2 separate regions of the Mus musculus genome follow, and region 2 is linked to region 1. The links are chromatin contacts, found by Hi-C or POLR2A ChIA-PET in ENCODE. All regions are on one chromosome and are shown on one strand. Each heading gives the region's core, a stretch centred on a gene start or an enhancer-like site at or near the end of the contact. The rest is flanking DNA. Distances are from core to core; before and after follow the strand shown. Region 1 holds the start of Ophn1 (oligophrenin 1). Region 2 holds the start of Yipf6 (Yip1 domain family, member 6).

Evidence for each region. A loop is a pair of places that touch in the nucleus more often than their neighbours do. ChIA-PET counts read pairs that join two places held with the same protein, here RNA polymerase II (POLR2A).
Region 2: a map of left cerebral cortex shows a loop between it and region 1 (9-fold over the local background). The contact joins the promoter of Yipf6 here to the promoter of Ophn1 in region 1. A Hi-C loop is called at or near these places in 3 of 37 maps with a recorded cell type or tissue (heart and left cerebral cortex). POLR2A ChIA-PET finds 5 or more read pairs at or near these places in 1 of 5 experiments (Patski).

What each region holds. Positions count from the first base shown.
Region 1 is chrX:98,889,318-98,896,146 of GRCm38, reverse strand. It overlaps Ophn1 (oligophrenin 1), which reads left to right and starts at 5,122. Exons shown (of 25, transcript NM_052976.4): 1 at 5,122-5,766; 2 at 5,893-6,065. The coding sequence starts at 5,912.
Region 2 is chrX:98,936,218-98,943,223 of GRCm38, reverse strand. Yipf6 (Yip1 domain family, member 6) reads right to left here and starts at 5,443. Exons shown (of 7, transcript NM_207633.2): 1 at 4,936-5,443; 2 at 3,323-3,451; 3 at 3,024-3,102; 4 at 2,395-2,437; 5 at 318-446. The coding sequence starts at 4,992.

The DNA of each region.
Region 1 (6,829 bases), core at 3,873-6,372:
TTATTATGGCTTCTTACTTTGCATTCTTTCTTTTTTCTTCTCTCATGTATTACATCCAGAATGTAGTTTCCTCTCTCATTTATATTATTTATATTCCCCTCCCTCTTTCTCTGTCTCTCTCTGTTCTCTGTCTCTGTCTCTCTCTCTGTTCTCTCTCTCTTTCTCGCCCTCTCTCTCTCCCTGCCTCTCTCTTCTCTCTCTCTTGGTGTTTGCATGTTTATGTGCTTTCCTTGTTTTTTTCTATTCTGTTTTTTTTTTCTATCTGCCTGTTAATTTTCTTTTTTTTTTTTTTAAAGATTTATTTATTTATTACATGTAAGTACACTGTAGCTGTCTTCAGACACACCAGAAGAGGGCGTCAGATCTTGTTACAGATGGTTGTGAGCCACCATGTGGTTGCTGGGATTTGAACTCTGGACCTTCGGAAGAGCAGTCAGGTGCTCTTACCCACTGAGCCATCTCACCAGCCCCTGTTAATTTTCTAAAGAGAGAGAAAAAGGGCATGGAGTAGGGTGGATGGGGAAGTGGGAGGAGATGAGGGACTGGAATCCATGTTCAGAATATATTGTATGAAAAAAAAATCTGCTTTCAATAAAAAGAAAGAAAATAGAATAAAAATTCAACAATAACAATAATAACAACAAAAAAAGGCGTGTGCTTGTGTTCATATGCCACTAGAGCAAGCTCAACATCTGGTTTCCTTGTTTCTGTTTCTTTCAAGTTGTCAAACTATTATGCAATGGCAAGAGACTGATCCTGACCTAGATGACGGCTTCATTAAGTCAAATGGTTGGGTTCCGATTCCAGCATAAATGACGGACACACAGATGGACACACAAACTGATAAACATCAAGGCCCCAGCTGGATAAACCAGGTCGAAGGGCATGAAGCCTTGATGACATCCTGCAACTCCACATTAGAGTGGTTTGCTACTTTGAATAACTCCAGGGTTTCAGGTTCTGGTTCTTTAACCCCAGAGGGGACAGTGACTTCACAGTCTAGGAACATCCAGGAAGTTGAGAGACCATATTAAACCAGCACAAACAAGGATAGTGGAGGTCACCAATTCTGCTGGGAATTGAACCCATAGCTTTGAGCATGCCAGGCAAGCCTCTATCAGTGATATACTCTGAGACTAGATTTTTTTTTGTGTCAAAATGCAATTTTTTTCTGAATAATAATGAATGGCTTTTATTGTCTTATATTGACAATGAACAAGTGTCACTGTGTGTGTGTGTGTTTAATCTTTAAGAATGTCTCCTAAGACTATCATTATGACTAATCTGATGACTTTCTACCTTTAGTGCTATTTATCAGAACAAGAAGCATGGAAGAGTACTTAGATATTACTCATATTAAGGAATGTTTGTATACTAGCTATTCTCTCTCTCTCTCTCTCTCTCTCTCTCTCTCTCTCTCTCTGTGTGTGTGTGTGTGTGTGTGTGTGTGTGTGTGTGTGTTTGCATGTGAGTCCAGGTGCCCAAGGAGGCCAGAAGCTTCAGATCCCCCTAGCATTAGCATTTCAGACAGTTGTGAATTGTCCTTTGTGGATACTGTGAACCAAAGTCTGGTCTTCTGCAAGAGTAATATGTGTTCTTAATACTGACAAGTCCCTTTAAGCCCTTAGAAGATTTTTTGTGTGGTGCTGGGAATCAAACTGAGGGTTTTGTGCATAAGTCTTAGGCTTAAACAGACTAACCAGGATTTTAAATATTGAGGTTAAGAATATGGATCCTGAGAAATCTTTGTTTTGCTTCCCTTTTTAAAGGAATCTTGTTTAACTCAAGGTCCTTTAGCTTACACTTTCTCTATCTTTCTTATCGAAGTTTCATGTCCAATCATTTTGTGTAGTAGCAGTATAGTAGTAGTAGTAGTAGTAGTAGTAGTAGTGATGATTATATATATGTATATATACATATATATAAGAAATGTATATGCATAATAGCAATTATAACTCAAATCAAGAGACATATATAGGAGCCTTATAGCTATCACAAGGAAATAATTTAATTTCTATTTTTGGCAATATTTTTGTTGGGAAGAAATTCAACATGGTAATCAATTGCAGACTTTTAAGTATAAAAATATATTATGGGTGGACAAAATTCTTTGAGAAATATGTAATATACAGTGTCAAATTAAAATCAAATGGTAGAACAATGTAAAAATTTTCAGCATTATGTGAGAAGTTATATTTCGTTTTGCTTTGAATGTACCCACAGTGAATTTAAAGTCTACTTTGGGTATTTTCTCAGAAAAGATAACCTTTTTAATTTATATCTTTGCTTTGCAATACTGGAGATCAAACTTAGCTTAGTGGCACATAGCTATAATCACAGCACTGTGGACACAGAGGCAGAAAAGCTATCATGAGTTTGAGGCCATCTGGGCTATATAGTGACATTCAATCTCTTTAAAAATCCAGCAAAAAAAACCCCCACCTAATAAACCAAACTCCTGGTCATTTGAGGTGTGTGATCTACAAAGTTACATCCCCAGCATTTGTTAACCTTTGAAATAATAAAAGTAGGCAATGGGGCTGGGGATGTGGATCAGTTCATAGAACTCTTGCCTTGCATTAGCAAGATTCTAGCTTTGACTCTTGCGCTGCAAAACAAAGAAACAGAAAAACTAGGGAGCATTCAGTGCTCTAGGACTTCAGTTGGAAAGTGTGGCAGCCTGGGGGATGTGGTCTTAAATTTTGTAGATCCCATGATTCCTTCCTGTGGTCTCCCCACCACCCTTTGCTCTCGCAGACCTACTTCTCTGGGATTTGACCCTTCCTTCATTTTCTTCCTTCCTTCATTTCCTTCCTTCCTTCATTTCCTTCCTTCCTTCCTTCCTTCCTTCCTTCCTTTCTTTCTTTCTTTCTTTCTTTCTTTCTTTCTTTCTTTCTTTCTTTCTTTCTTTCTTTCCTTCTTTCTTTCTTTCTTCCTCTCCACTGTAACATTCATTTTTTAAATTTTTTATTAGATATTTTCTTCATTTACATTTCAAATGCTATCCCTCCCTGGATTCCTCATTCTGCTTTATGTTAGTGATTGTGAACATCATTTCTAGAAAAACGGCCAGACAAGGTAATTCTAGAATTGTCACTTAATTAGCTGTGTGTTCTGGGGCAAATCAACTTCTCTTTAACCTAATTTCTCCAACCTTAAATGGGTATAAGGATCCCAACCCTATGAGGCTGTTTTGAAGACTTGTGAGGTGTGTCATTGTCATTGCTGTTTAATTTCTTGTATCCCCTGGCTGGACTAGATATGTAGAGCAGTCTGACCTTAAACTCAAAGATCAGCCTGCTTCTGTCTCTTGAATTCTTGGATTAAAGGGGTGCACTATCACGTCCAGACACATGTATGATGGTTTATATGATTTATATCAATTTATTGGAAGGTAAACAAATGGCCCTTCAGGATATTTAAATCCCTAGAACCTGTGACTATATTGTCTTAAATGACAAGGACTATGTAGATGTGGTTAAATTAAGAATCATGTGATAAAATGATTATCCTGGCTTATCCTATGAATCTAATGTAATTCTAAGAGTCCAGAAAAGGAGCAGGGAAGGCAAAAGAGTCAGGGTAACATTAAAGTGGCATGAGAAAAGACCTGGTAAACCATTGTTGACTTCAAAGATTGACAAAAGCTTTGAGGGCAGCTTTTAGAAGCTACAGAAAGCAAGGAAATGGATTTTTACTTGGAGTCCAGAAGAACATAGACATTCTGACATCTTGACTTTAGCTTAGTGGTGTTCATTTCCAGTGTTCACTCCCACAATTTAAAATAATACATTTGTGTTAATTTAAGCCACCCAGAGCAGGGCGGTGGTGGTGCACGCCTTTAATCCCAGCACTTGGGAGGCAGAGGCAGGTGGATTTCTAAGTTTGAGGCCAGTCTGGTCTACAAAGTGAGTTCCAGGACAGCTAGGCTATACAGAGAAACCCTGTCTCAAAAAAAAAAAAAAAAAAAGTAAAAACACAGCAATTTTGGCCGGGCAGTGGTGGCGCATGCCTTTAACTCCAGCACTTGGGAGGCAGAGGCAGGTGGATTTCTAAGTTTGAGGCCAGTCTGGTCAACAAAGTGAGTTCCAGGACAGCCAGGACTATACAGAGAAACCCTGTCTCAAAAAAAAAAAAAAAAATTACAAACACAGCAATTTTGGCCAGGCAGTGTTGGCACATGCCTTTAATCCCAACACTTAGGAGGCAGAGGCAGGCGGATTTCTGAGTTTGAGGCCAGCCTGGACACTACCGAGTGAGTTCCAGGACAGCCAGGGCTACACAGAGAAACCCTGTCTGAGAAAACCAAAAAAAAAAAAAAAAAAAAAAGCCACCCAGTTGGAGGTAATCAATCAGTTACAGAAGCAACCAGACATCAACACAGGTAGCTTAGCTATTATTACTGTATTTCCCATTTTTTCTTCTTGCTTTTACTGATATAATTTAATGTAAACACTGCTGCAAATATAGTTTGCCTAACTGCAGCCACTCTTAATTTGAGAGCTGTCTTTATAAGCAGTCCAGGTTCTCCTACAATAGACAATGAACAAAAGGCCTTTTGGATAAACAGAAAGACAATTTATAGTAACTTCATTTTAGGTTCTCCATTAACAGACAGCAAATCACATGCTGTAGTTATTAGCCTGACCATTGATTTGGGTCACAGAAACCACTCTGTGAGGCCCTCCCTACTCAGGAACATGTTCAAATCCACCCTCTGTTTCTTCACCAGAGGTTTCTGGGCCTAGAAGAGATGCTACAGTAGGCACCAAACCCCGTGAAAATTAGTGTCTTGTACTAGGAGACACAGAAAAAGGAGGAAAAGAGTTGGTGGGTCAGAGGAAGGGTGAAAGAGGAAAGAAAAAAAAGAGGACTATCCAACCGAGCACTCGTGAGAGACAGCCTCCCATTATCCATCCTTTTGGGTTTTGCTACATTTATGGAAACTTTGCACGCATCCTCGGGGGCCTGGGCGGTACACCTGCCTCTCTAGGATTGTTGTGCCTGGGGCCGGCTTAGGGAAGTAGAACTAGGAGAGCGGCCACCCTGGAGGGTTGGTGGGAGACCGCAGGGTGGAGTCATGGGACGAGAGAACGGAAAGACTACATATCCCAGGCCGCCACGCTTTCCAGATGGAGTCCTAGGGCGCTGACTGCTCCCCAGTTTCCGTAGGGAAGCGCCGGGCTACCACAGCTATTGTGCGTAGCGTTGTCGCCCTCCTCTTCCCGCTGCCTGCTGCTGTGTTGTTGGAGGAAAGCAACGTTTCCTTGCCGCCGGGCTTAACTCTCTAAGTGCCAAACCCCACATCACGATGGCTCCCGGGAACCAGTAGGCGGTCTCTGCAGCTTCCGAGTTGTGGGCGACGAGCCCTGAAGACCCGAGGAAGACATCCAAAGGGATCCTGTGCTCTCGTTCGGTCTTGGGGTTAGGGCTCGGCCAGCGTGAAAAGGTGGCATTGGCTTTAAGAAGGGGGAGGGGAGGCACAGTCTGCCTCTCTTGGGGAGCCGGGGAAGGAAGCCTTAGGCTGGCTTGGGAGCGCAAAGAGGCGGCCCCCGCGCCCGTGCTCTCCCCGCCTCTACCCTGGGACGCCCGGGACACAGCGTTGTGCTTTGGGGAGACGATGACCAGGGGGCGTGCTGCTCCCTAGGCTGCACCCTGCCGGCGTCAGAAGACGTTGGTAAGCACTCCTGGTCACCCGCAGCCACCACCGGACTACGCGCTCCAGCTACACACCAGCGGGCGCTCCCAAGAGTTTCATTGGAACAGGTACCTGCCTTCCAAAGGGAGTGAGGCTAAGAGTCGCTAGAAGTGGCTCCTGAACACAAGCCACTGACTGGGTCTATTCTGCCGATTATGCCACTGATGCTCTCGCTCTTTGTCTCTAATCCCTAGCCCCTCCGCTATCCTAATCATGGGGCATCCCCCGCTGGAGTTCAGCGACTGCTACCTCGACAGCCCCGATTTCCGCCAGAGGCTCAAGTATTATGAAGAGGAGCTGGAGAGGACCAATAAATTCATCAAAGACGTGATCAAAGACGGCAGCGCGCTTATCAGCGCTATGAGAAGTAAGTGGAAGGCTTCCATGAGCTGTTTGTCTGAGTAGGTGGTTCTGGCCTTTAAACCTTTCCATACCACGGCAGGCGGGGGGAGGGGGGGTGGCTAGGAAGATCTGCAGTGACTTTCAACCCAGATCTCTGGGTCTGATGGGTTTCTGAACATTTGACAGAGGGGTCTGTAGAAGTGGAAAGTGGTGAAGACAAGTAGAACTCTGGGGCCTTTCCCTTTGGTGGCTCTGACCTTGTAAGACTTAATCTGCAGCTGAGACAGAGACCCTCTAGCTTTGGATTCACTCTTTCTTAGTAGATTCTTATTGAGACAGCCTGCCCAACCTGTCGGACACGGGCAACATTGCAGTGCAATGCAAGCTGACTTCCATGCTTACCAAGGAACTACCCCACCACCCCCTAAAGAATTGGGAATGTAAGGCTTTAGCTCCAGTATAATGATGTTTGTCCTAGGCTCCGGTTATTGAAGAAAAGTGTGGGGCAGTAAAAATGTACCCTTCCCCAATCATTTTCTAATGATCGTTGATTGGCTTTACCTACTACTGAATTCTGTCTCAGCGTGGAACAAAGACCTGTCTAGTTAGTTCATGGTCCAGGGGGCCCAGATCCCCTGGGTCTAAAATGCAGGACCTAGGGTGTGGAGTTGCAGCCAGGAAAGGACTTTACCTAGCTTTGCTTTTTCCGTGGTCAGAGCTTCCTTTTTATTTCTGCTAGTTGTCAGGAGGCTCAAAGAAAAAGAATAGTGAACATCCCCAATGAGAAAG
Region 2 (7,006 bases), core at 4,194-6,693, 47 kb before region 1:
TTCGAGGTATCCCACTGACCCTATAATATAGCTCTTAGTCTATTCTAGTTAAGAGACCAATCTGAGAATGTGTTGTACCATATGCCCCAAATGTATGCCTCAGAATAATTTTGCCTATAAGTTCAAAATTTAAAGAGAAAAGCTGAAGCTTATCAGTGAACTTTAAAATTCATTTCAATTGAGTTTTAAAGAAACTTTTTATTTGGTCCTTAAGTCAATTTTTCTTAAAAAAAAAAAAAAAGCAAAATAGCACTGTTTTCCTAACATCTCCCACGTGCTACCTAGCAAGCAGGAAAAAGGTACATATGAATACCCACATGTTTCCGCCAAGAAGTTTGGAATTCAGCGTGATGGTAACTGCTCCAAACCAGATGATAACAAATACTTCTGCGAATTCTGGGCCTCCGCCATCATTCTTCCCATCAATGGAACTTTTCTGTAACATCCTAAGAAAACAGTATGAAAACTACATAACCTTTTACACAAAGCGAGAAAGGCATGCATTCTCATCATACTGCGGTAACGTATCTCGTCTGAAATCAGTACATAATCTGTTCTGTAATGTGTACTTTGTATAAGGAAAACACTAACAGAACTGGCAAGGTTCCTTATTTAAAAACCCAAATGCCTGAAGACTATAAGGAGTGTTGCACTTTGACCTTTCTAGAGTGTTTAACTGGCTTACTAAAAGCTCTCTGTCCAAGCGGAAGTTATTGAACTTAAGGGCCGAACATAGCTCCCAAGCATGAGACTTTATTGTTGTTCATAATACATGGAGACTAGCTTTACATCTAGCTTGACAGTACTTCTAAGTTGGAGGGCTTCACCTAGGACTCTGCATTTATGAAGATGGCTTGGGTGATAATCCCAACCCTGGGATGATGGAGTCAGAAAACTCGAGTCAGAAGAAAAGAATGTACTTGTGTGCTGAGGATTATCTCAGTGGTAGTGTCTACCTAGCATGTACGAGGCACGAGGTTACATTCCCAAGCAAAACAAAGAGGGAGCTGTAGTTATGTGAAAAGTGACATTTTTTCACACCTGACCTCCATTCCAACAATACCGTCAGGTGTAGCTGGCAGGACAGTAAGGGTTTTCCAGTTATCAGATCAGTATTCTCAGGGCTTAGGTTACTTTCTAGCTGTTAGCAAATCTGAATGATGGTCTGTTTGCTTGCTTCTTTTTTTTTTTTTTAAACAAGGTCTAGTTGTGTGGCCTAGGCTAAGCCTCTAACCTGTCATCTTCTTGCCTCAGCTTCTTAAGTGCCAGGGTTACAGGCAGCATGCTCAGCTATGAATTTCTAATTCGTGCACTAAGGTTTTAGAGCGAATGCTTAATAGCAGAAATACTCTTTAAACTTATTTCGTTGCTGATTTTTAAAAATCAGTATATATATATATATATATATATATATATATATATATATACACACACACGCACATACATATATAATACACACATACACACATAAACACATATAAAATTTCTAAAAACCTTTGCCTTGAAGCTGAGTAAATACTGAACTGTCACTTAAATATTCTGCATCTAAAAATTTAATAGATGTAAAATGTTTTGAATTCTGAACTTAGAATACTTAGACTCAGTATGTTTTTCCTGAAAAATAATAAAAAAGTCCATAACCTCATATTACATAGGATAAAGATGTTATATATTAAGTCTTACCCGGTTACACTGCCTGATAGTATGTGCAGGCGTTTGTATTCTACGGCTGTGTGTGTTCTATTCCAAGTCCGGAGCACTGGGTACAGAGAATGTGCTGGAATCTGTTCTCTGGAACCCCTATCACTTGAGTATGGTCAGGTGGCAAGAATATGAACTAAGCTGGGAGGCAAGGGACCCAATACTGATGCTAGTACTATCACTAGACATGTCACGTGAGTTCATTTTAGGCCTACAGTTGTCTCTGAAAATAAGTGTAGTGAAACTACATATGCTCTAAGGTTAATCTTTTAAAACTCAGCAATATATATATTTTTTCAAGAGCTCTTAACACATATCCTTTCAAGGCACAGAACCAGTTTCCTTGATGTGATTATTAAAAGAACAAGAAAGTGAAACTACATTATAATCTAAATGAGTATACAATAAATATAAATTTTAAGTTATGGTGTGGTGGTGCATACTTGAAATACTAGGACTCAGAAGTTGGAGCAGGAGAAGCACAAGTTTGAGGCCAGCCTGGGCTACACAGAAAGTTCCAGGATAGTGTGGGCTACATACTACAACTCTTATCTTTTCTTTCTTAATAAATAAATTAAAAAAAATAGAAGACGCCCTAAAGGCCTAGTCAATTTTTTCCTTAATTCTGGAAAGCCCATTAAAACAAAACTAAACAAAAACAGGCTCCAGTGAGGAAGAAGTATAAATACTTACAATGCAAGTGTCACACAAAGTATCAATGGGCCCCACAGGTCCCCTACAATGAGAGGAAAGACAAGATGCTAAGAAACCAATATGCCATATTTTCTATCTTTACCTAATTACTTACCTTCCACTCAGAATCCTAGCAGCAAGGTTTACCTAAGCCTTCCCAACCTTTCTGTTTCCCTCCCTTACTTCATATATCCTTTAAGGTTTGTTATTTTCACGTGTCATAAATTACCCTTTCTTCATTTCCTAATCCCCATTCTAGCACATTAAGAGCTATGGACAATCTGTTCTCCACATGGACACAATATTCAAGTAAGATATTCTGCCTGTGATGTCAGGGCCTAGAGAGAATCTCAATCACCTTGGATTCCTAACGACAGCCAAATCACATTAGCAAATTCAACTGTGAGCAGGTTCTACGTTCATGTTTATTGGTGAACTTAATATGATGAGCCAGGCCTCTCAACTTCTGAAATTCTGTTCTAAACTTCTGCCAACAATTTCATTTACAGAACTGTTTAGTCCTGCAAAACAGCAGCATCCGCCTTATTACTTTTTCCTTTGCTTTATAAAGCAGAACCAATAAACTATCAATGGTTTGAAAGAAATCCTCAAAAACCTCATATACTCACAGTCTCTTAACAGTGCATTACTCTTCCTTGGATATAAAACATGCATAAATTTCCTTCCCACAGCTTTTAGATCTCGCATCTGAAAAACAAAAATAACTCCATGTCCTGTGCTGATCAAAGCACCATGAAGGCCCCTGTTTGCCAAGAACACTAACAACTCAGTCATAGGGGGACTCTTACATTTCAGTAGAAGAAATATATTTAAAAAAAAATCAAAGAACCAAACAAAAGTATTTCAAAGTATTAGTGCCTATTCGCTCCCATAACACTGAAGTGGTCTCTCAACTCGTCTAACTTACAATGGTCCGACGAATGGATTCATTCAGTGTGGAGCTGTCATGTTCTTGAGCACGAGCTCTGGAGGGGATGGTAATCTCCCCTTCTATGGGAATGTCCTGAGAAATTGACACATCAGACAACCCTGCAAACTGAGAAAAGATTGGGGGAAAGAAAATTAAGCTTACAACTGCAAAATGTCTCAGAAACATCACCATTTTCTAGAGTTGGGCCTGGCTATTTAAGGTTTTGCGTAGTAACTAAAAGTAGCTCAACAGACATTGGGCAATACAACTAATTCCTAAACACTCCTAGTTAACACAGTAAGCCCTGTCTACACATGCATGCGTGCATGCGTACAAACTTGCACACGTACTTAAACACATCACAGGCATTACAGAACGGGGAACAGTCTGGAGTAAAGGGAAACTAAGAACAGCTAGGTAACCTGTAACTATGTGGCAGGAGGCATAATGTTTGCATTAGTTTACATATTTTCACTATTCTGTGGTGAGCTTCATCATTTTCCGAACGTCTAAACTTGGGTTTAGAGAGACTTTACTCAGGGTCACAACTGATCCATAAGATGGCCCAAATGACCTTATCCCTTCAGTGCTGGAGATTGGACCGAAAGGGTCTTACGTATGTAATGCACTCTCTTTCCCGCTGAGCTCCAGCCCCAGATTCAATATCCTCCTTTACAGTTTCATTCCTGGTGCCTAAAAGACTGCCTGGAACACTCTAGATGCTCGAGAAATATTTTTGCTGAAGAGATGAACAAATAGAGCTAGTAAGCAGAAGAGCTGGGACTTGAACCAAGTTCCCTTGCCTCTCAGTTCAGTTCTCTGTTACGCTGCCAATTTAAAACAAAAGAAATGAAAGCAGTTACTGAGCAAACAGTATATAAGCAAATACTGTTTGGGAAGAAGAACGACAGGGCGTAACAACGACTTCCTTATACTCCTCCACTCATGACTGTATTAGGCACTTCATAGAAGTTATGCCATTTTAAAGGCAGGTACCTTCTTTTCAGTTTAAGAGTCAAAAACACCCTTCACTGAAACGAAATGCTCAAACTCACAAAAGCTTCAGTGCGAATGCACTCTAGCTCACATGGGGTTAACTGTGAAGCCAGTGTTCTTAAAGCAGTATTGGTGGCTCTTAGTGACATATGTGTCATGAAGGGGATAGCAAGCACCTGCAAATAATAATTAGCTGCTTTGAGTCACCCACCGGGCAAGTAAAGGTTCCGGTTACAACCAATAAAACGACAACGTCCTGTGAGAAGCAGTTTCATTACTTGTGTAGTACTTCACAATGACTGGTGACAAGTCGTGATAAATGACAGCGATAGAGGATACTTCAGAAACCACTCCAAGCTCGGCATTTAACTCACTGTCAAAGAACCCCTAGAGTGTGGACAGACAGCGGAGAGTCTCAGAAAGGCACAGAAGGCCAGCGAATGGAAGGGAGATGCAGCTAACTCAAAGACCAGGTGTAGTGTCAGCTGGTTGTAGACGCCAAGGGCCTGCAAAGCCAAGAAGCTCTGGCTCTCTGATCCCGAAGCCTTCCCGACTCGCTTCCCGGGAGCTCTGCCTCGCCCTCAGTCCCTTCTGCCACTGTCCTCTTAACTCACCAGGGGCTTGGATGCCGCTGCCTCCTGTTCTCCCGGAGAGTCCTCCGCTTCCGCCATCTTGATAAACCTCCAACTGCTCCCCTCCCATGCGTCTCTGCGAAACCTGAGACGTGGAGACCGGGGCTGGTCAGCGCGCGGTCGCGTTAAGACGGCGTCACCGCCGGCGCCTGAGGCTGGCTGCTGCGGCGCCCAGCCGAGTTCCGGTGCTCCGGTAGCCTCCGAGGCTCGAGCGCGAGCCTATTTGCTCACTGTTTGGGGACGCAGTTTCGCTAGGGGGCGCTCCGCCTTCCACGCCCACTGAGAGTGCAGGCTAGAAGCGCCGGCTCGCCCAGCGGTGCCCCAGGCTCCAGCAAACTCCCAGCCGAACCCAATGGAGCCCAGTGATGCTCAGCTGAACCCAATCGAGCCCCGTGATGCTCAGCCGAACCCAATCGAGCCCAGAGGCCCCAGCCAAACTTAGCCGAGCCAAGTGGCATTCAGCCGAACCTAGCTGAACTTAGCCGAACTTAGCGGAACCTAGCGGTACACAGCCAAACACAATCGAGTCCAGAGGCTCCCAGCCAAACCTAGCAGAGCCCAGAGGTGCACAGCCGAACCTAGCCGGACACAGCAGAGCCCGGCAACGCACAGCGGAATACAATGGCGCTCAGAGGCGCCCAGCCGAACCTAGTAGGCACACAACCAAACCTAGCCGAATGAAGCCGAGCCCAATGGAGCCCAGAGGCTCCTGCTAAACTTAGCGGAGCCCAGTAGCGTTCAGCCAAGCCCAGCAATGCACAGCCGAACTTAGCCGAACCCAGCGGTGCACAGCCAAACACAATCGAGCCCAGAGGCTTCCAGCCGAACGTAGCAGAACCCAGAGGTGCACAGCCGAACCTAGCCGAACACAGCCGAGCCCAGCAGCGCACTACCGAACCTAGTCGGCTCACAGCCGAACGCAGCCGAGCCCAGCCGCTCACCACCGAACCTAGTCTGATCACAGCCTGACACAGCCGAACGCAGCCGAGCCCAGAGGCGAACAGCCGAAGCTAGTCGGTGCAAAGCCGAACGCAGCCGAGCCCAGCCGTGCACCACCGAACCTAGTCGGATCACAGCCGAGTGTAGCCGAACGTAGCCGAGCCCAGCGGGCACCGCCGAACCTAGTCGGATCACAGCCGAATGCAGCCGAGCCCAGCAGCGCACAGCTGAACCTATCTGAACGCAGCCAGCGGTGGCCTGCGGCACAGAGCCACACCTAGCCGAGCCCAGACAAACGAAGTCGAACGCATCGGCGTTCAGCCAAGCGCTGCCGAGACCAATGGCGCCCAGTCGATCCCAACCGAACCTAACCGCACCCAGCTGAGAGTAGGCTATCCCACCACCAGCGCCACTGCGGAGCAAAGCGGAGCACTGTGGATCCAAAACGCGCCCAACTAGGACCATCTGAAAGCAGCTGAGACTAGCAGCGCTTGACAGAACCAGTTCACCAGAAGTGGCTCTGAAGTGCCATTCCTCGTGTCCCCAAGAAAAAGGCCTCCGACTTCAAGTTGAAGAACCTGATCCCCTTGTCTACTGCCGTCCTTGCCTTACTAGTTCCCTGAGCTTCATAGCCAGCTTCCATCTCCTTCAAATCCTCAAACCTTTGTATTGTCTCCCCACAGGTCCTGCACAATTATTCTCTCTTTCATCTCCTATCAAGTGGGAGAGCTTCACTCCACTAACTTCCCAAAACCACTACAACTTTGAAGTTGCTAAGCTACTTGGTGGCAAGTACTGAAAATGTCCTTGATCAGTAGAGGCTCCTGGGGTGGGTAGTAGGCGGGGAATGGGTAGGAGTCAGCTACTGTAACCAAAAAAAAAAAAAAAAAAAAAAAGAAAGAAAGAAAAAGAAAAAAAAGAAAAAGTTAAAACAAACAAACAACAACAAAAAAACCACCCCTGCCGGGACCAACTTTCACCCCTACCTCATCCTGGCAAACAATCAAGATGTTTCTGACTCCTGGTTGCTCTGACTCACCTCTTACCCAAGGCTCCAGTGAGGTCAAACAAGAGAGCCATTGTTGGCATCATCAACATTCTCCCTATGCAGTAA